2 separate regions of the Homo sapiens genome follow, and region 2 is linked to region 1. A link is a loop called in an ENCODE intact Hi-C map of the cell type or tissue named here. Cell type or tissue: K562. All regions are shown on one strand. Each heading gives the region's core, and the rest is flanking DNA. Links, peaks and the distances in the headings are about the cores only. Region 1 holds the start of BCAR1 (BCAR1 scaffold protein, Cas family member). Region 2 overlaps CFDP1 (craniofacial development protein 1).

Evidence for each region. A loop is a pair of places that touch in the nucleus more often than their neighbours do. Peaks named below come from ENCODE experiments on the same cell type or tissue, not always from the same donor. Only the 100,000 strongest peaks of a DNase experiment are listed, where the experiment ranks them.
Region 2: it touches region 1 in a loop (2.3-fold over the local background); 4 of 110 quality-filtered maps call a loop at or near these places.

Annotation. Positions count from the first base shown.
Region 1 is chr16:75,246,458-75,257,003 of GRCh38, reverse strand. BCAR1 (BCAR1 scaffold protein, Cas family member) reads left to right here and starts at 5,380. Exons shown (of 7, transcript NM_014567.5): 1 at 5,380-5,533. The coding sequence starts at 5,522. It overlaps LOC105371344 (a long non-coding RNA gene), which reads right to left and starts at 1,206. Exons shown (of 3, transcript XR_933740.3): 1 at 771-1,206. RefSeq lists enhancers at 1,386-1,926, 2,466-3,006, 3,007-3,546, 3,547-4,087, 4,628-5,168 and 4 more and silencers at 559-853, 5,168-5,277, 5,338-5,497. In K562, for the core only: no CTCF peak of the experiment used is centred there; DNase peaks (open chromatin) are centred at 5,283, 6,043, 6,477 and 8,772; H3K4me3 peaks cover 1,408 bases.
Region 2 is chr16:75,316,189-75,326,734 of GRCh38, reverse strand. All of the region lies in intron 5 of CFDP1 (craniofacial development protein 1), which reads left to right. Among named protein-coding and RNA genes, the nearest start is that of BCAR1, 70 kb to the right of the region's middle. RefSeq lists enhancers at 6,933-7,102, 9,570-9,619. In K562, for the core only: a CTCF peak has its summit at 6,108; a DNase peak (open chromatin) is centred at 9,334.

The sequences.
Region 1 (10,546 bases), core at 1,638-9,637:
CTGAGGGGCTGCCTCTGCCATAGGGCGCAGATTCAGGAGGAGGACCTGGTGGTCAGCAGCGGGGCAGAGTGCACATGGCCCCTCCTCACTGCACACAGGGGTGCCGCTGGTCCAGGAGGACCTGTCTGGGAGGGCCCTGTGCTGGTGCCTGCCCCACCTGCCAGCCCCAGGAGGCTGGGCAGGAGGGGAGAGCTGAGAGAGGAGGGTGCAGAAGAGGAAGGGGTTGCTGGGGTGGGCGGAGAGCCTCTGAACGGCACCCTGGGGCTGCCTTGCTGGCTCACACCGGCCTCGGGCGGCTGTGAGCTGAGCCCCTCTCTGAGGCAGGCACCTACGGCAGGGGCCTCTGCTGCTTGTTAATTTCCAGATAATTTGGAAAGTTGTGCTGCCTCTTCCAGTCCTGTTTCTGACAGGCCTGAAGTGGAGGCGTAGGGCTGGATTTAGTGGGATGCAGGCCAGGACTTGGAGTGCAGGGAGGCCCCACCCCCCCCCATCCGTGCTGTGTCCCTTACCTGGCAGCTCTGCCCACACACCTTGGATACTGCCCCTGCCCCCGGGTCTCTGGGGACTGGCCTTGGGCATGCCAAAGGGGATGACCACTGGAGGGATTTGGCTTCAGGCTATAGGGCCCGCCCACCTTCCCACAGTCAGAGCCACTACTGGTAATGACAAACACTGCCCCGCAGTGGAGGATGGGAAGCCCTTTATGGTAACAGCTCCAGCTTGAGTCCTGAGTGCATGCTCTGCGGTCTGGGGTCACCTGGGGTGCTTACCAGTAGGCACACGCCTGGGTTATGAGGTGGAAGGTGCGAGCTCTGCTGGCCATGGGAGCTGCGTGGGGCATTGCCCCTCTCTCTGCCTCCAGGTAGCCGTCGTTCCGTCCTGGTCCCAGGGCAGCAGTGAGGAATGACTGGTGTTGGGGTGTGGGCTGTCCGTTCTGTGTGTGACAGTAGGTTCACCTCCGTGCTATCCACAAAGGTTCCGTGCCCTCGCCTGGGTTTTGTTTTTGTTTTTTTGAGACGTAGTTTCGCTCTCTCGCCCAGGCTGGAGTGCAATGGCACCATCTTGGCTCACTGCAACCTCCGCCTCCCGGGTTCAAGTGATTCTCCAGCCTCAGCCTCCTGAGTAGCTGGGATTACAGGCATGTGCCACCACGCCCGGCTAATTTTGTATTTTTAGTAGAGACGGGGTTTCACCATGTTGGTCAGGCTGGTCTTGAACTCTTGACCTCAGATGATCTGCCCGCCTTGGCCTCCCAAAGTGCTGGGATTACAGGCGTGAGCCACTGTGCCCAGCTGTTTTTTGTTTTTTTTTTTGAGATGGAGCCTTGCTCTATCGCCCAGGCTGGAGTACAGTGGCGTGATCTCAGCTCACTGCTTCACCTCCTGGTTCAAGCAATTATCCTGCCTCAGCCTCCTGAGTAGCTGGGATTACAGGTGCCCGCCACCACGGCCAGCTAATTTTTGTATTTTTAGTAGAGACGGAGTTTCGCCATGTTGGACAGGCTAGTCTCGACCTCCTAAAGTGCTGAGATTACAGGCGTGAGCCACCTTGCCCAGCCTTGCCTTGGTTTTGAGCTTGCCACTGTGAGTGTCCAGCCTAGGGGGATGGTGTCAGCTCTCATTGGCCCTCCAGAGATACCGTTTCTTCCTGTTCCTGGGGCTGGCAGTGCTCACCTCCGGCCTCAGGAAATCCTCTCCTGCTGCCGCTCCCAGAGCTGGCCATCAACCGAGTCCACCCTCCCTGCTGCTGGGAGGCCGAGGCTTCAGGAGGGGAGGGGGCTGTGTGCCTTTACACTGTGCAAACTGGTTTTAGCCTGCTCTTTTCACTTTAGTTTGTTGTAAGCATTTTCTTGCATTATTTCAGTCTTTGGAAGAGGCCATCTAATAGCTGCAAGCTATTCTACTGAGGCGCTGTGGTTTGTCTCACCGGTCCCCTAGAATTAGCATTGATAGGTGAGCCTGTTTTGCTCCATGCTTTGCTGTCATAAATGCTGCAGTGGACATTGGTGAGCATTGAGCAAGAAAAGTTCTGTGCAGTGGGTCTGTCCTGAAGGCAGATCTCAGAAAGCCCAAAGAGCAGGAACCCTATCCCAGGCTTATCTTTCCACTTGGGTCCAGTATAACCCCCTCCACTCCAGACACTTAGTGTCCTGGTGTGCTGGGTCCACCTGTTTTCTGTACAAACAGCTATTCCAGGCCCTGAGGGGTTGGAGACATCCCTTCCAGCCTGTGAGCTCATCTTCAACCTGGCTGGAGGTGCCAGGCCACTCCTGGGATGACACAACTGTCTGGGAGGGCCCTGTGCTGGTGCCCCGGCCACATATCTGCAGCTGTCTCCCTTGGTCTGGCAACAACCTCTCCCAGCTCCTCCTTATTCAGGGCGTCTCTCCTTGCTGCCAGTCCCACTGTGTGTATACGCATGCGTGTGTGCTGTGTGTATGCAAGTGTGTGCCTCTGCACTTAGGCGTGACTTAACCACCCCCATCCTCCAGACTGGGGCAGCCTCAGATTTCTTCACCCAGGCCAGCCTATCCCATGAGGGCCACCTCTGAGGTCCCACCCAGTCAACAAATGTTTACTGCACCCCTTCTCACCAATGGGGCTAAACTTAGTGGGGTGGGGGTGGTGCTGGCCCCAGTGCTGAGCTCAGTTTTACTGGGGAGGAAGGTGCTTAGGTCTCAGTTGCCTGTCCTTTTGCAGTCTGAGTGTGACAGGGGTGTTTGGCTTTCTGAGCCTGGAGTGCTGCTGTCCCTGTCCCTAGATTCCCTTCCTGCTGCAGGGTGGGCTGAGGTCTAGCAGCCCCATTTCTTCCCTGGCCCTGTCCCTTCTGTGCCCCGAAATGTGTGGGATGGGGCAGTGGTTGGTAAACTGGGTCTCGGTCTCTTCATGTGAAAAATGGGGCTAGGCTGGGTGCAGTGGCTCACGCCTATAATCCCAGCACTTTGGGAGGCTGAGGTGGGTGAATCACTTGAGGTCAGGAGTTCGAGACCAGCCTGACCAATATGGTGAAACCCCATCTCAAAAAAAAAAAAAATTGGGGCTAACGGTGAGCCTGTTTTGCAGGATTGCTGTGTGCACAAAATAAATGCATGGGCATAGGGCCCCTGGCACTGGCTGGGCGCAGAGGCTGTGCTGGGTATGTGGGGCTGCATCCCTGTCCTTGACAGCGGAGGTCCGGGAGGCTGGACTGGGGGTGGGGTGAGGTTCTGCCCCCATATACCCCGGCCAGAGCCTGGCCAGTGGGTGCTCCTCCCCCACCCCCCAGCTACATCCCCATCAACACTGTGGGGCTTAACTTCTGGGGCCTTGTTTCCAAAGCGGAAATGCCATTCTGGGAGGCACAGGCTTTTGGGGGAGGGAATTTAAGTGGAAAAGGAGCAAATTTTTGAAATGCCTGTGTCGGAGCCTGTTTCCCTTGCTGCCTCCTGCTCACACCAGCAGCCCCACCCCCAGTGCTGTTCTAATGCAGCTACTGGGGGAGGAGGGTCTCATCCCCCAAGGTTCCAGCCATCCACCTCCTCTCTGCACCGCCCTCCTTGGCCAACTAGGATGGAGCAGGGGCCAGCTCCCTTGAGGGCCAGGCCTTTTGTGTCCTTGCCCGTCCCTGCAGAGACTGCTGCCTGGGGCCCTGCCAGCAGGGCACTGCCTGCCCATGAGGCCTGGTCTCCCCTCCCCACAGAAGTGGAGGCCCAGGGATGACCTCAGGCTCCTGAGGGTCCCGCTGGTTCAGACCTGCTCTCTGGGAAGCTGGTGTGCCAGCCAGGCTGAGGAGTGGGTGGCTGGACAGGGTCAGGGTGCAGGAGGGGCCCGGCACAGCTCTTGGGAACAAGCAGGAGGAGATGCTCCAGGCAGCTTCCCTGAAGGCTGGCTCCTCTTCTGAGGCGAGGCGGGCTGTGTCGGGGAGGCACAGGGTGTTGGCTAGCTGTTCTGTTCCTCCTGAGGACTCTGGGTCATGCTCTGTCTCATCCCACTGCTCCTTCCTCACCCGCTGTGCTGTGAGTTCTGGCCAATGCTTCCCAAGCCAAATATTGAAGAAATGCAGACGTCCAGTTTTTTGGGAGGGGTGGGACACAGGAGTCTGTTTTTTAACTAGCTCCCCAGAGCACCTGAGCAGCAAATCATGGGCTGTCCTAGCCCCTTTTCAGATGAGAAAGGAGCCCAGAGAGGGGAGAGGGCCTGCCAAGGTGGCACATCTGGCCAGGCGCTGCGTAGGCTGAGCCCTGGGGGTCAGACAGAGGGGCAGCTGCAGGCCCACCTGGGCTTGTGTCTTCCATAGGCCATGCTTGAGAATTCTCTGCTGCGTGAAGCCGGGTCTACCCCGCTGCTTCCCTGCCACCAGGGCTGCCTCGTGGCATCCCATTGCTCAGCCAGTGGCCCAGGATTGTTGACTGAGGGTCCTGTCTGGTCTGGACCAGGCTCGGTCCTATCATCTCCCTGCAGATTGTGCCTCCCTGGCCTGGCCCAGGGGCTCTGGCACCCTGGTTCTGCTGCATGGGGTGACAGTCACTGACCTGCAACCGAGCAAGGGGCAACTCAGGAGAGCCAAGGTTGTCTCCACTCGGTTTCCCCCGAGTGATTCTTCCTTCTATCTCCCTCATTCCCCCAGTGCCGCTCTCCTACCCCATGTCGCTGAAGCAGATGAGTTGGAGCAGGACTCAGGAGGGTACTAGGCCCAGGTTTTAGGCTGAACCTAGGAATGAGTAATGAGAGGAGGCAGATCAGCTGGAGGACCAGCCCGAGTCCCCAGATGTCGGCACAATGCAGGGGAAGGTAGGTGCTGCCCGTGAAAAGCGCTGGGTCGAGAGCTCGCCAGCCTCCCTGCTTGAGGCTTCATTTCCTGGGGTCCTTACACGGTGGGACCGTCTACAGTCGGAGCTGTGGTGGTGATGATTCGTCTCCTACAGGCTGGGGCACGCCCCCTCCCCTTTCCCTCTAGATTCAGATTTGAGTCCCACGGCCCATGGACACGCGATGAATGCCCTGGGGTTGGTTAGCGGGAAAGACAAGTCGACTTGAGGCCATGTCTCGGCTCTGGAGGAAGAAGGCAAACCGGGCAGCCTTCCCAGAAGTGGAGGAGTTTGCGTAGGCCTTCGGTGCGTTCTCGCCTGGGTGGAAGGCGGGGACGTGCATTTGTTGGAGAGCGGTGTCCTGCGCCCTAGGCTGGAAGCCTGGCCTCGGGCAGGGGCCTGGAGCCTCGGGGTTGGAGGTGGGGGGCGGGGCGGGGGGCGGCCCCTACTGGGCGGGCTTCTGTCTGCGCGCCCGCGCCCCCGACAGGCGGCTTATTTGCATGGAGAGCGGCGGCGGCCAATGGGCGCGCGCGGCCGGGCATGCTGGGATCGGGCTGGGCCGGCTGGGCCGTGGCGGCAGGCGGAGAGCGGCTGGACCGGCTCTGGGTGGCCGAGGCGGCAGCTGCGCGGCGGCACCGGGGCGGCTGCGGCGCGCTCGGAGCCCCGAGGGCACGCGGCCCGGGCAGCTCGGTGTGCGCCCCCGCGAGAGCCGGGGCCCCAGGCCCGCCGGACACCATGAACCACCTGGTGAGGGCGCCAGGTGGGGCCGGGCCGCGTACGGGCTTGGAGGCGGCAGCGGGCTGGAAGGGGTTAAGCGAGCGGCATTTCCTGCCGGACCTGCGGGGCCTGGGAACCGCCGGCCGGGGTCCGCGGCCCTGGGATCTCCTTCTGCCCTGGCCGGGAAGCCGGGAGGCAGGAACCGCGGGGGCTCCGGAGCCTGTGCGCCTCGGGTGCGTTGGCGGGGCCGGGCGCGGGGGCCGCCAGCCGGTAGGAGGGTTCCTGTGTCGGGAAAGTGGCTGGCGGGGCCCGCGCTCCCCGGCCGACGGCCGCCTGCTGTGTCACCTTGGGCCTCTGCGCCCTGCCTCCGAGCCTCAGTTTCCTCGGCTGCGAGGAGGGGCCGTTGAGCCTCTGGCGGGTGGTCCGGCTGGTGTGGCGTGGGGACTGCCCACCGGCTCCCGGAGAGGGAGGAGCTCCGGGGGACCGAGGCCGGGCGGGCAAGTGCGTGGCGCCAGCGGGGAAGGCTGCGCAGCCGGAGCACCCGGCTCCAGTTAATGATTCACTCCGGCCGCCGGCGCGGGGTTCCGGGAGCGGAGCGGGAGTGGGGGCGGGCGCGCCGCGGGCTTTGCAGCCCCGCACGCCGAGCGCCGGTGGAAGCCGGGTCCTGGCCACAGGAGTCCTAGCCGCACGCGAGTGTCGCGGGAGGGGGCCAGGGCCGGGTTCTGCAGTGTGGACATGAAGGCTTTGGAGTCCATGGTTGGGGGACCCGCAAGAGCTAGAGCAGGGTCGGAGCTCCCTCTCGAGGGTCCGAGAGGCTGATCGCTGGACCGAGGTGAGGGAGTTGGGAAAGCGGAGATTTGCCTAGGGGTGCGGGGTGAGGGGCTTACGGCCTGGAAGATGTTGGGGTTTCGAGTTCCAGATCGGGGACAGCAGCTCCTTTTCTACCACAAGGCTCCCGTTCCCTCCTGAGAGTCCCTGGTTTCCTTTCCCACACCCCTCCCGGGGCCCGCCGCAGCTTTGGTCACCTTCTCAGAATGACCATGGGTTGATCTCTTCTTTGCTAGTGAGATGTTTCCCATCGCCCTGGGCCGGGACACGCCCCCTCTTGTGCCCATTCCTTTCCCTCGGTGGAGAGTTGGGTGGTGGGGGCTGGCCGGCCTGTGAGAGCAGGTGTCGGGGTGCCTGGAGAATCGGGGCCCAGGTACGGGGGTGGCGGGGCTGTGGGGAAAAGAGCTTTGGGGAGGAGCTGCTGACACTTCCTCCTGGCACTGCTTGCCCGGGAGCTGGGTGGAGGCAGGGCAGGGCAGGGCAGTCCCAGGTTCTGCCAGGAAAGTCACCTTGGGCTGGGGCAGGAGGCTTGGAGCTTCTGGCCGTTACTGTTTGTCTGAGCAGGAGGGTGAGCACTGTGTACTGGTACCATGGCCCCAGGTCTAGGCGAGGGATGGAAATAAGGACAGTGCCACTAGGGCCTCCTGTCTGTACAGGAGGGGCCCTGAGACAGCTCCTCAAACCCCTTTCCCATTATACGGATGGTGCAGATGGGGACACTGAGGTACAGAGAGACAGTCAGTTGTCCTCAGAATTGGATCCAGAACCTCGTCTTCTGGCATGGCCCCCCAGTGCAGCACCACATGTGGCCTCCGAATTCCCAGTCTGGGATTGGGGGAGCTCTGGTCCTTGGGGGACCACCATGCTCTTTTGGAGTTGTCAACTTGGTAGGAACCCTCTGGTTCCAACGCTGTGCCTTTGCGGCCCTCTCCTGGCATCTGCTGTCCCTTTAGGAGGTCCTACCACCCTTTTCTTCTGAGCCTGGACAACTCCTTCCCTTGCCCCCAGGAGCCCACAGCCGGCTAAACCAACTGGTCAGCTAGAACCAACCAGCAGGGGAGGTGCGCTCCAGGGGGGCTTCTAAGAGGAGGCAGTTTTGGAGTCAGAGGTGAAGTGTGGGGAGTGGGATTGGGTGATAGGGAAGTTTCTCCAGCAAAGACACTGGGCAAGCCTCTTCCTTGGCCCCCAGATAAAGGGCTGCAGGGTGGTCTCCGTGTAAGAGGGTGGGGCTCTGCCCTCTGTCAGGCCCTTCCTGGCCCTCCGAGCACAGGAGAGGCCCTGGCTCCACCTGTGTCTTGCTTCCCTGACTTCCTCCCACCTCTACATTCTAGCCTGGGGCAGAAGTAGGGTGGAGGGGTGGGTCTAGCCTCCTTGATGACACAGTTGGGGTTGGAGGTGGGGGCTACCCCTATTCTGGGCCTGGTGCTGTCCCTGAAGTCAGGGGTCAGCCTCACACCGAGCTCTCTGCCAAAACCCCGGATCACAAGCATGAGCTCCAGCAGGTCCGCTTGAGTGAACACCGCTGATCCTGCCTGCAGGGGTATAGGCCTGGGGCCTGCCAGCCGTCCGCACTGTCTGTGGGGTGTTTTGGGTTGCAGGTTCCATGTCCTGAAGCAGGAGAGCCCTCCCCATGCCACCTCCTCTGCCCAGCCTCTTAGGGACAGTGCCTGGGATGCCCTGGCTGGAGTGAGGACTGGGGTGTGCTTTCAGCCCATAGCTGGCCCTGGGCATAAAGGCATCTGCTGTGGTGCTGCAGCCAAGGCCAGGCTGTGCTCTGTGCTTGTGTCGGGGAGCCCTTGGCAGTGGCCACCCCACAGGTGGCTTTTTATTCCCTCCTGCTGCTGAGTGTCACGCGTGGGGCTGAGGGCCTGCACGCCTTCCCGGCCTCATCCTCTCCGACGATTCACGCCCTCCTAAGGCTGGCAGGATAGGAGCCATGCTCCCCTGGGGTGGCTCTGGAACGTGGGCCCCGTGCACAGGCTATGTAGTCTGCTCACACCCTTGCTGCCTGCCACCCGGGCACCCAGGACTTGAGCCCAGACCCTGGCCACCCTGTTGTTGTGGGAGTATTAGGGGAAGTTGCCACTAAGGCTGGCAGGTCCTGGAGTTCCACCCAGGATGGGGACATGGGGGAGGGAAGAGGAGGTGCCCCTCAGAGCCTGAGGCCAGGACCAAGTGGGGTGATCAGGACCCCTCCAGGTGGGTCCCGGGTGCGGATGGCCAGTTGGGCGCATGCTTATTGGGCCTGCATCCGTTGGCCACGGAGGCTCTTTGGGACAAGCAAATAGAATGCCCCAGAAATAAACTTGGCCCAAGTTTGTGATGGTTCTGGGTATGAAAGAAGTCAGTGTTTCCCAAGTGCCTGCTATGTGCGAGGCTCTGTGCTGGGGCGGGTGCATGTGTGCGTTGGGGGCGTGGACAGGAGGGGTGGGAAAGGCCTGTGACATTTCCTCTGGTGGTTTCCACGAACCCAGGCGTCACCCCTCGGTGGAGATAAAGTGGAGCCACCCAGCTCCACCGTGTCTCAGCCTGGGGTCGGCCTCTGCTGCTTCTGGACTCAGTGACCCTGGGCTGTCAGGGAGCTTCTGAGCCTTGGTTTTCCTGTCTAGTAAGATGGAGGTAATCGTGTCTTATGGGGTTGTTTTGAGGGTTAAATGAGCTGGTGGCTGTGTGGGAAAGAGCTCTGCCTCCCGCAGGGAGGAACTGTGCTGTTCTTATTATTGTGAACTTAGTGACAAGTGTGGCACTATTACCCATTTCCTTGTCTGCCCCCAACCCTGGGGTCTTGGGCAGAGAACAGGAGTTCTTGCCATTTTCTCCCAGCTCCCACCTTGTGCTGGCTTGCGGGTGCTGAGGTCATATTTGCTGGGTGAAAGGGTGCAGGCCAGATATGAGCCAGGCCTGGCAGAGAGGGTTTTGGTCAGCAGTGATACCTGCAGTGTTCTCTGCAGTTGGTTTGGGCTGGCCCTGCTCCTGAGAACTCCTGGGTTGTCCCTTCAGGCAACCAGGGAAGGCTCCTTGGAGCAGCAGCATCTCCCCTTACCACTCGCCGACACCAGCTTCCGCCTGACCCAGAGAAGGAGTTTGGGGACAGCCACAGCACGTCCAGGGCTCCCAAGGCAGCTGGCAGAGCCAATGAGGAGACCCCAACACCCATCCGACGGCTGCAGCTCTCCCTGACGTGTGTCACCCGCAGCCCTGGTCCCAGCCGCTGTGCTTCTCAGGGCCTGCCTGCCCAGCCCGGGTGGATATGGTGCCCAGGCGGGCCCCGGGGACACAATGAGGGCCATTCTCAGAGCCAGGCAGAGCGTGTGGGGCAGTCCTGTCAGTCCTATGTGCAACAGCTGGGATATTGTTTAGGGAGTGCTGGCATCAGGCTGGGGCTCTCCTCCTCTGGCCCTGCCCTTTGGGATGAGCAAGCCCCCAAAGGCCTTCCTGGGTTCCTCTGGTGCACGTGCCCTGGAGTTACCCTTCTGAAGGAGGTAGACTTGTCCTCCTGTCCTGGGTGCCTGGGGTGCAGGGGTGTGAATTGGGCTATGTCAAGATATGCTGGGCAGTACTGTGAGGTGGGGGCAGAGGGGAGAAGGTGTCCCAGGAGGAGCCTTCCTGGAGGGGATGATAGTCCAGCATGTTCTGAAGTGGGAGTAGGGTGCGGCAGGAGTAGGGTACCAGAGAATGAGTGAGTCAGGCAGCAGCCTCCACTGCGCCTTGGACACAGGTGGCTGACAGTGTCCACCTGGACTGGCTTTGCACCCCTTCTGAGGTCACAGTTGTGTCCCTTGAAAACTTGGGCAGGAGCACCTGACTGGCCCAGCTTGGGTCATGCCCTAGGCCCAGCAGTGCGGGAGGCCAGGAAAGTAGGCTTGGGGAGGCTGGCCTCTCCTCCAGTTTGAAGCATGGCAGGGGTTCCGGGGGAGGCTGCTGGGGGGCCTGCGAGCATGTCCAGAGCAGGAATGCTTGGGGTGGTGTGTGCTTTGCTCGTCTGGGCTTATCTGGCCGTGGGGAAGCTGGTTGTGCGGATGACGTTCACTGAGCTGTGCACGCATCATCCATGGAGTCTGCGGTGTGAGTCCTTTTGCCGCTCCAGGGTCACAGCCTGCCTCCCTGCTCCAGCCCCCTGGCTGAGGCCCTTCCTCTGCCCCATGCTCTTCTCAGACAGGAATCCTGTGGAATGTCATCTCTTTGGGGAGGCCGTCTCTGACCCTGTATGCAAAG
Region 2 (10,546 bases), core at 1,616-9,615, 70 kb before region 1:
TATGACCACATTTTACCGCTCTCCTTGGAAGATTTTAGGCTCTTCTTTTTATCCCTGACGTTCTTACCAGGCACCACGGTCCCCAGCAGTAAGAAGCACCAGTTCCTTTTTGTGTCTTTTTCTAGCTGTTGTTAGCCACCTTACCTGTTCACTGTGCTCCCCAGCTCAGACCACTGAACGAGAGAGGAAGTTTGTGTCTGCATAATTCTCTTACCTTGCCATGGCAGGATGTGAGAGCTTTAGGGAGTGGCCATCTTTTCTGCAGCTTAGCTTGCTGCCTGTAGCAAATTTGTACACCTAAATTAATTCTTTCTGGCAGATTCTGACGAGGAGTTGTTCAGTTGACTGAGTATTGAGTGAGATAATTGCTCCAATTATGTCCATTCAGTGTTGGTTTTTAGCTTCCAGAGTGGACTAAGGCGTTGCTCCTGGCTCATAACGTAGTAGTGTACATGACTTTAAAACTAGCCCTCCAAAACCAAACAAACAAAAGCAACCCGGCTGCAGTGTCGCCAGTGTCAAGGGGAAAAACTCATTTGGCACACAAAAGTCTTTCATTAGGTCCCCTGACTTGGTTGTTATAGAGCTTCATTTTCACATAAAATGACTCCAATATCACTTTTCCACAAAATTCTGTTTTCATGGACCAAAAAACAAAGAGCAAAGAAAAAATTTATCCAGACTTCTCCTTAATTCTGTCCCTTATTTGTTTGTCAACTAAGATATCTTAAACCCTGTACCTCAGATTAATGACAAGATTATTGAACGTTCTGCAGGCTCTCATGAGAGGTGCCTAAGCCAGCCTAGGACAATTTCCAGGCTATTGACAGCCATTCAAGAATGTCTGTTGCAATTAATAAATGGTTCCCTGTGCTTGCTCTGAAGTACTTAGTTCCCCTGTAGAAAACCTAGCTAGCTTGAGTAGCAACTAAGAGGTTAGCCAATGCAGAGTTGTTACTTTAATCAGTATCACTTCACTGGGATTTATAATGTATGACATTGATATGGTTTCCCAAGATCCATACATTCTTTCAACAAATATTTTTTGAGTGCCTACCAAGTGCCAGGCACCCTGCCGGGTGCTTAGGTTATATCAGTGAACAAAATAGACATTCGTTCCAGCCCTTGTGGAGTTTCCACTACAGCAGAGAAATAGACAGTAAAAGAATAAACATAACAAATAAATTATGGGATACATTAGAAAATGCTAAGTGTGATAGAGAAAAGACAATCAGAGGAAGGGAGGAGGACCAGGTATGTGGGATGAAGAGGAAGCTTGCAGTATTAAATAGGATGATCAGCATAAGCCTCATTGAGAAATGGAGATTTGACCAGACTTGAAAGAGGTCAGGAAGTTAGTCAAGGGGATAACTGGGCACAGTCGTTGGGCAGAAGGAATAGCTTGAGGCAAGGCCTCTAAGGTAGATGCATGCCTGAAGGGGACTATACAAGGGGCTGTGCTAGGAGAGGAAGTCTGGGAGGTAAGGACTGGACAGATGTTGTCCCCCACAACTAAGATGTGCAAGGCTATAGGCAGAGCAGACTAGGGCCCTCAAGGCTGTTGGGTATATAAAGCTGGAGTTAGAGTCTGGGCTGAAGGTAAGACATTTGGGGGTCATAGGCATACAAATAGTATTTAAGCCTTGGGACTGGATGCAGTCACCCAAAGAGTGGGTATAGATGGAGAAAAGTCCAAGGACTTTCCATGCTAGAAGACTCCCATATGCCATCAAAGAAGCTCAAATTAACAATCAGACAATTCCAAAGAGCAGGCCATTCTACAGGTAAGGGGACTGTTCTAAATTAAAGGAGACCAACGTTTCTTGGCTTGAAATTTCTCAAAATCAAAAGTTTGTGGGGAAAGAAACCGCCAAAATTTAAAATACACTTTGCTGCCAAAGATGACTTAGCCTCGAAAAAAGAACAAGCAACTTCTGAGTCCCAGCTCCACTAATCTTTCCTAGCAGCAGCAATTTTTTTTTTTTTTTTTTTAAGACAAAGTCTCACTCTGTAGCCCAGGCTGGAGTGCAATGGTGTGATCTCGACTCACTGCAACCTCCACCTCCCAGGTTCAAGTGATTCTCCTGCCTCAGACTCCCGAGTAGCTGAGATTACCAGGAGCCTGCCACCACTCCCGGCTAATTTTTGTATTTTTAGTAGAGACGGAGTTTCACCATGTTGGCCAGGCTGGTCTCAAACTCCTGACCTCAGGTGACCCACCTACCTCGACCTCCTAAAGTTCCGGGATTACAGGCATGAGCCACCGCGCCCAGCCAGCAACAACAATTTTTAAAATTTCTTTCTGGATTCTAGAGTGAGTTTTTTTCATAACACAAGAGGATAAGAGTGAGGACAACAGGAGGTATTGATGATCTGCTGTGCACCAGGCATTATGCTAAGTGCATTCACACACATCTCAGTGCCTGTTGCCTCGTTGTGGACTTCTCTATCCCAGCTCGTCCCCCTGGCAAATTCTTTCTCATCCTTCAACTCTCAGACACCTCCCCCACCCTCTCTATAGCTTTCCCCATCTCAGACTCTTATGCTCTACTGCACTTCCTGTGTAATGGTTTTCTCCTAATGTAATTGCTTGTTTGTGTATCTTTATCTTGTGAATAAATTAAATGAGGGTAAGAAATCTGTCTATCTCCAGTGGCCAAAAAAGAGTCTGGCACACTGAAGGCACTCAACGATAAGGGCTGAGTTGATGAATATCTCATTTAATCATTACCCTGCAAGGTAGTTCTTATTATCTTCATTTTACTAATTGGTTACTTACTTGAGACTCAGAGAAATTAACTTGCCCAGAGTAAAAATAAATACAGTCACACACCACTCGTGTGTTCACAGTGATGCTGGTGTAAACAAACCTACCATGCTGCCAGTCATATAAAAGAGAATAAACAGCTATGTTACTGTTTTATGTATGTATAGTATACTTTTTTTTTTTTTTTTGAGACAGAGCTTCGCTCTTGTTGCCCAGGCTGGAGTGCAATGGCACGATCTCGGCTCACTGCAACCTCTACCTCCTGGATTCAAGCAGTTCTCCTGCCTCAGCCTCTGGAGTAGCTGGGATTACAGGCACGCTCCACCAGGCCCGGCAAATTTGTATTTTCAGTAGAGATCGGGTTTCACCATGTTAGTCAGGCTGGTCTTGAACTCCTGGCCTCAGGTGATCCACCTGCCTCGGCCTTCACAAGTGCTGGGATTACAGGCGTGAGCCACTGTACCCAGCCCTATAGTATACTTTAAATTGTTATTTTAGAGTGTATTCCTTCTACTTGTTAAAAAAAAAAAAAAAGTTAAGTAAAACAGCCTCAGGCAGGTCCTTCAGGAAGGATTCCATAAGAAAGCATTGTTGTCATAGGAGATGGCAGCTCCAGACACGTTGCTCTTGAAGACTTTCCAATGGGACAAAATAAGGAAGTCAAAGACAGTGATATTGATGATCCTGACCCTGTGTAGGCCTGGACTAATGTGTGTGTTTGTCTTAGTTTTTTTTTTTTTAACGTTAAAAAGTAAAAACAGTGAAAACATTTTAAAATAGAAAAAAACCTTACAGAAACAGGGTATAAAGAAAGTTTTTCTACAGCTGTGCTATGTTTTAAGCTAAGCATTACTAAAAAACAGTCAAAAAGTTTTAAAAGATTAAAAAGTTTATAAAGTTACAGTAAGCTAAGGTTAAATTTTTATTGAAGAAAAAAAAATTTTCTAAATAAATGTATTGTAGCCTAAGTGTACAGTGGTTATAAAATCCACAGTAGTGTGCAGTAATGTCCTTGGCCGTCACATTCACTCACCACTCACTCACTGACTCACCCAGAGCAACTTCCAGTCCTGCGGGTTCCACCATTCATGGTAAACTTCCTATACAGCTGTACCTTTTTTTATCTTTTATACACAGGTTAAGTATCCCTTACCCAAAATGCATGGGACCAGAAGTGTTTCCGATTTGGGATTTTTTTTTTTTTTAATATTTGTATTCTACTTAGTGGTTGAGCACCCCAAATCTGGAAATTCAAAATTCGAAATGCTCCTTTGAGTGTCATGTCAGTGCTCAAAATATTTTGGATTTTGGAACATTTTAGATTTCAGATTTTTGGGTTTAGGATGCTCAACTGTACCATATTTTTACTGTACCTTTTCTAGGTCTAGATGTGTTTAGACATAGATGCTTACCATTCTGTTACAGTTGCCTACAGTACTTAGTACAGTAACATGCTATACAGATTTGTAGCCTAGGAGCAATAAACTTTACCACACAATGTAAGCCTGTAGTAGGCTATACTATCTAGGTTTGTGTAAGTACACTCTGTGATGTTGGGCACAACAATGAAATCACCTAACACATTTCTCAGAACATAAGCAACACATGACTATAAATAAAAATTTATTAAGTGGGAGGGACAGGTTTCTACACTGACTGCAAAGCCACTGTACCCAAGTGCTTTAAAAACACAGATCCGAAATAGTGTTGGTGATATCTGGGACTTCACTTTACAAGCAATGCCCAGATATTCTAATATTCCTGTGTAAAGACTAGATTTCTGATTCTTCTTACAAAATGTATGCATGACCATCATGTAGAAAACAAATTAGGAAAGTTTAATAGGCTGGGCGCGGTGGCTCACGCCTGTAACCCCAGCACTTTGGGAGGCCGAGGCGGGTGGATCACAAGGTCAGGAGATCGAGACCATCCTGGCTAACACGGTGAAACCCCGTCTCTACTAAAATTACAGAAAAATTAGCCGGGTATGGTGGCGGGCGCCTGTAGTCCCAGCTACTCGGGAGGCTGAGGCAGGAGAATGGCATGAACCTGGGAAGTGGAGCTTGCCGTGAGCCAAGATCGCACGACTGCACTCCAGCCTGGGCGACAAAGCAAGACTTGGTCTCGAAAAAGAAAAAGAAAACAAATTAGGAAAGTTTAAATGTGTTTCCTATAGGAGGCTGTGATAGATACCAACTGAGAGATGTGTTGTTTCTTCTGGATGCTTATATATAATCTTAAATTTATGGTTTAAAGCAGGGGTGTCCAAGGGAGAGAATACAGTCATGAGTTCTTAGTTTCTGTTTCTGGTTGGGCCCATAAAGCCCCTTCCTCACCCCTCTTTTCCGCTTATCACTAGAGGCAGAAACTGAAAAACATGGCTTCAGGCTGGTAAAAGCCCAAAACAAAACAAAACAATAACAGAATAAGGCAGGTTGGACAAGCTTGGTTTAAAGTATTACCTGAGAGATAGGTAAATCTGTTGAGGCAGAAAGTAGATTAGTAGTTGCCAAGAGCTGGTGAGGGGAATGAAGAGTAACTGCTACTGGATATAAGGGGCTTTTTGGCAGGAGTGGCAATTTTCTAAAATGAGATTGTGGTAATGGATATACTAAAAACCACTGAGTTGTACCATTTTAAATAGGTGAAATCTTTAGAATGTGGATTACATCTCAGTAAAGCTATTATAAAAAGTATTAGCCAGGCTGGGCACTGTGGCTCACGCCTGTAATTCCAGCACTTTGGAATGCCGAGGTAGGAGGATCCCTTGAGCCCAGGAGTTCAGGATCAGGCTGAACAACATAGTGAGATCTTGTCTTGTAAAAATAATAATAATAATTTATTAAAATATTAAAGTATTAGCTGTTAGCTGAGCAAGGCATGATGGCGTGTGCCTGTGACTCCCAGCTACTCAGGAAGCTGAGGCAGGAGGTTCACTTGAGCCCAGGAGTTCAAAACCAGCAAGATCCCATCTCTTAAAAAAAAAATACTAGCTGAGAATAAGAAATAGTAAGTCATCAGATTTTCCAGCATTCTTCCAGAGTACAAGTACATTTAGTAGCTTATATTTGGGTTCTTGTTTCTCTTCATTCTTAGAGGGAAACTATTCCTTGGTGTGACTCAGGTCATGTTTTTGGATTTTGTTCTTTTATTTGCATGAGTCCCCCTCATTTCAGTTGTTTAATTCACATGAGACCATCAATGTCCCATATTCTGAGCCCCTTTCCTTCATCTGAACAGTGAGAACAATGAACACACTCATGCAATCCTTGCAGAGTCACCAGCTGAGCCTCACGGTGACTGGAAGGCCATAGCAAAGCCACTCGTCCCCCAGGAGAGGGTGTCAATCACACACTCTCACAGTCTGGGGTGAGGAGCCCTGGGTCAGAGGCCTTGCTCTCACAGCAGGGAGATCGTGATGCCAAGTTTCCCAAAGCAAATGGCTAATACACAGGGAAAAATCAAAGAATGGAAGGGTCTGCCCTACTTTAGTTGATTGCACTTGATTTTTTTCTTTTTTTTTTAACTAGTTTTCCTTCAAACAATCTGTTGGCAGAGCAGCCAACTTTGTTTCAGCAGACCTTCTTCGTTTGCCAGCCAGTTAACGCTAAAGCATCTTTTTCAAACTTTTTGGCCTTCAGTCATAGTTACACGTTTTACATTATGACCCAGTGTGAGTCATGGTCACATAAAAGCGCATGCTCCGAGGGGGTCTCAGAATGCAAAGAAACTGGACTTGTTTAAGGGTTCATACATCTCCTAGCAGTAGGGATGGGATGAACCTTGGAGGACAAACTACATTTCTGAATGAAAAGGCTGTTTTAGCAACCCCTGGCTAGCAGATTAAGGAAAGAAACTCTACTTACCGTTTTCTCTTGCTCTAGAGATGGAGGATGGGAATTCTTTTTGATGGTCAGTGATACCGTGGGTAAAAATCTTCCATTTGTTAAAGAGAAACAATGTTGTGGTTTACAGATGGCTCAGCTGTGGTTAGCCTCTATGAAAACCATTTCCTGCATGCAGTAAAAAGAAAGTTTTCTGCTTTCAGTATCAAACTACGTGGAAACGAATATTTCTTTGTTGAAATCCATTGTATTGCCTTAGCAAAGTGACACTTAGGGCTCATGCTTAAGTAACCCCATTCTTGTGATCACCCTTGTATAGATGATTGCTTCCTAAGGGCTCTTTAAATCCTGGGTTGTGAGGGGTGGCACCACAGGGGGAACGCTGATGATGCCATATCCCAGCTTTGTGAGGAGAAGTGGAAGCTGCCTCTGGAGGAAGAGGGGCAGGTTGGGATCTGAGCCTCATTAAGTTTTCCCATTGATATTAGTAGAATTGTGGCCTCTAGGAGGCCAGAGCTGCTACCCTGGCAACTGAGTGAGCAAACGATGTTGCGGATGCCACTGAGAAAGTAGATTTGGGAGTCAGGACCCTAGCAGGAGCGCTAAGTGCTGAAAAATGACCTTCACCACTTCAGTCTCGTGTAATGCAACGACCATAAAGCACGTTCCCCCCCAACCCCAGATGTAACTTTGAGGTGTCAAGGATCACAGCTGTGTCCAATGTCTATCTCCTCCTCATTTGGAATTTTGCATGCTTATTTAGTAGCAGTTAGAAGTTTGGGGCTGGGCGTGGTGGCTCACACCTGTAATCCCAGCACTTTGGGAGGCCGAGGTAGGTGGATTATAAGGTCAAGAGATCAAGACCATCCTGGCCAACATGGTGAAACCCCATCTCTACTAAAAATACAAAAATTAGCTGGGCATGGTGGCATGTGCCTGTAATCCCAGCTACTCAGGAGTCTGAGGCTGGAGAATCACTTGAACCCGGGAGGCAGAGGTTGCAGTGAGCCGAGATCGCTCCACTGCACTCCAGTCTGGCAACAGAAACTTCATCTCAAAAAAATAAATAAATAAAGTAAGTTTGGTATTGAGAGGGAGTAATTTTGCAAAATGTGTTCGGCTCCTATGAGTTTCATTTAAAGCTATGTGCTTAATGTGCCTTCTCATTTCTAGAAAGGGGCAGGCATGACTTGTTTTAAGAGAGGTGTCTATGATGTAAGGAATTATTTCTGATTTGACTGAGGACACCCCTGTATCCCAAAACTTTAGCCTAGTCTCAACCTGAGAGGTGCCCAAGAATTTAAAATTTATGTTAATATCCTCAGATTTTTTTATGAAGAGACAGAGACATGCATCCCTGGGAGAAAAAAGAAAGCTGAAAGTCTAAAAGCAGGATGCAGATATTTAAGAAAGCATGCCGGCCGGGCGCAGTGGCTCACGCCTGTAATCCCAGCACTTTGGGAGGCCAAGGCGGGCGGATCACAAGGTCAGGAGATCGAGACCATCCTGGCTAACACGGTGAAACCCAGTCTCTACTAAAAATACAAAAATTAGCTAGGCATGGCAGCATGCACCTGTAGTCCCAGCTGCTGGGGAGGCTGAGGCAGGAGAATGGCGTGAACCCAGGAGGCGGAGGTTGCAGTGAGCCGAGACTGTGCCACTGCACTCCAGCCTGGGCGACAGAGTGAGACTTCATCTCAAAAAAAAAAAAAAAGAAAGAAAGAAAGCATGCCAACTCCCTAATCAACAGTCAGCCAAACAACACACCACTGAGGCATATTGATCTTCTGCCCAGTGCTTTGTCCTGTTGACTTAGTTGGCGAGATGTGCTATTTGCCTGGCCATGTTGTCCCTGATGGGAACGATCAGGGGAATGTTCATGAGAGTGTGTGGCTCCAGCCGTCAGACCAGCACAGACCAGTCACAGTCACAGCAGAGCACAGTTCTCCTTGAGAAGGGTCATTGACCTTTTTCTTTTTTTTGTGATACGGAGTCTCACTCTGTCACCCAGGCTGGAGTGCAGTGGCGCGCTGGAGTGCAGTGGCGCGATCTCGGCACACTGCAACCTCTGCCTCCCAAGTTCAAGCAATTCTCCTGCCTCATCCTCCTGAGTAGCTGGGATTACAGGTATGTACCACCATGCTTGGCCAATTTTTTGTATTTTTTTAGTAGAGATGGGGGGTGGGGTCTCACCATGTTGGCCAGACTGGTCTCGAACTCCTGACGTTAGGTAATCTACCCACCTCAGCCTCCCAAAGTGCTGGGATTACAGGGGTGAGCTACCACACCTGGCCAGGTCATTGACTTTTAATGCCAGATGCTGACTCTGCCTCAGCTTTTCTTGGCCTCTGCGGCTGTGACTGGTGGGAGGCCATATGGAACCAGTATCTGGAAAATAAGCTGTGTCTTCCTCTGTTGAGCTCCCAGGGTTCTGCATAAAGTTGTCATTATGGTCTTTGTTAGAAGCTGTATTTAATAATTCCTTTAAAATTGTGTCTCAGAAATGTAAATTGTCTGTTTGTATTGGTCAATAAATTATTCTCCCCAGCTGTGTCTAATCATACAAATTAAAGCAACAGCAGTTCGCACCTCAGGGGCAAAGCATCTCCTCCCCAGGCAGAATCTAGTTTCCATTACACTCAACATTTCCTCCTTGGAGAGCCCCCTGGCCTTCTTTACTCCCACACTGCTGTGAAATGGTGGCGTGTCCTTCTCTGCTTTGCCAGGACTCCCCCACCATGGGAGTGGTTCAAAGAAGGAAATTGCTAGAGCAGAGGCGGGAAGGGCTGCAGCATTATCTCTTTCCCAGGGAGGAGATGAAACCACATTTGAGTGGACAAAGGGGAAGGGAAATTCAGAAGTATCATTTCCTTAGAGGTCTGGCGGCAGGTCAGAAGAGGTTTTCTTTGCTGCTGACTTCGTGTCATTTAACCCTCATGCGTACCAGGCACCAGGCCTTGAGAAGTCTCCACTCATCTAGGCGAGGGCCTCCATGTTGGCCAGAGAGGCCTCTGCCCTCGCCACTTGCCTGTCCAATCTAGGACTTTGCTGAAGATCCCATAGCCTTTTGCCTTTTCTCTAGTTAACTGCTCTTTTACTTTTTATTTTTATTTTTATTTATTTATTTATTATCTTTTTTTGAGACGGAGTTTTCACTCTTGTCGCCCAGGCTGGAGTGCAGTGGTGCGATCTCGCCTCACCACAACCTCTGCCTCCCGGGTTCAAGCGATTCTCCTGCTGAGGCAGTAGGAGTAGCCTCCCGAGTAGCTGGGATTACAGGCATGCGCCTCCACGCCCGGCTAATTTTATATTTTTATTAGAGATGGGGTTTCTCTGTGTTGGTCAGGCTGGTCTCGAACTCCTGACCTCAGGTGATCCGCCCGCCTTGGCCTCCCAAAGTGCTAGGATTACAGGCGTGAGCCACCGCGCCCGGCCTCTTTTACTTTTTAAAGACTTTTTTACAGCTAGAGCTTTACTCTCCTTTGGGGATTTCCTGAATATTTGTATTTTTGTCCTTCAAATAGGACTTTTTTTTTTTTTTTTTTTTTTTTTTAGACAGGGTCTCATCCTGTCAACCCAGGCTGGAGTGCAGTGGCACGATAACAGCTTACTACAGTCTTGAACTCCTAGGCGTAAGCGATCCTCCCTCCCTGGCCTCCCAAAGTGCTTGAATTATAGGCGTGAGCCAGCACACTGCCTGGCCTTTCAAATAGGATTCTTTACTATTAATTCACCCTAGTCTGTCTGTAGACGTAGCCGAAGACGTTATAGAGTGAGGCATAAGAAATAAGAAGCGGTCAACTTTCTGAACTTCCTGAGAGTATTATCTCACATATTATACATGAATTACAAATTAATTACAGAGGGAAAATGTACCTTTACAAGTGAGAGTTCTGGCCGTCACAACCTTACCCAAGGGATCACGCTTGGCATC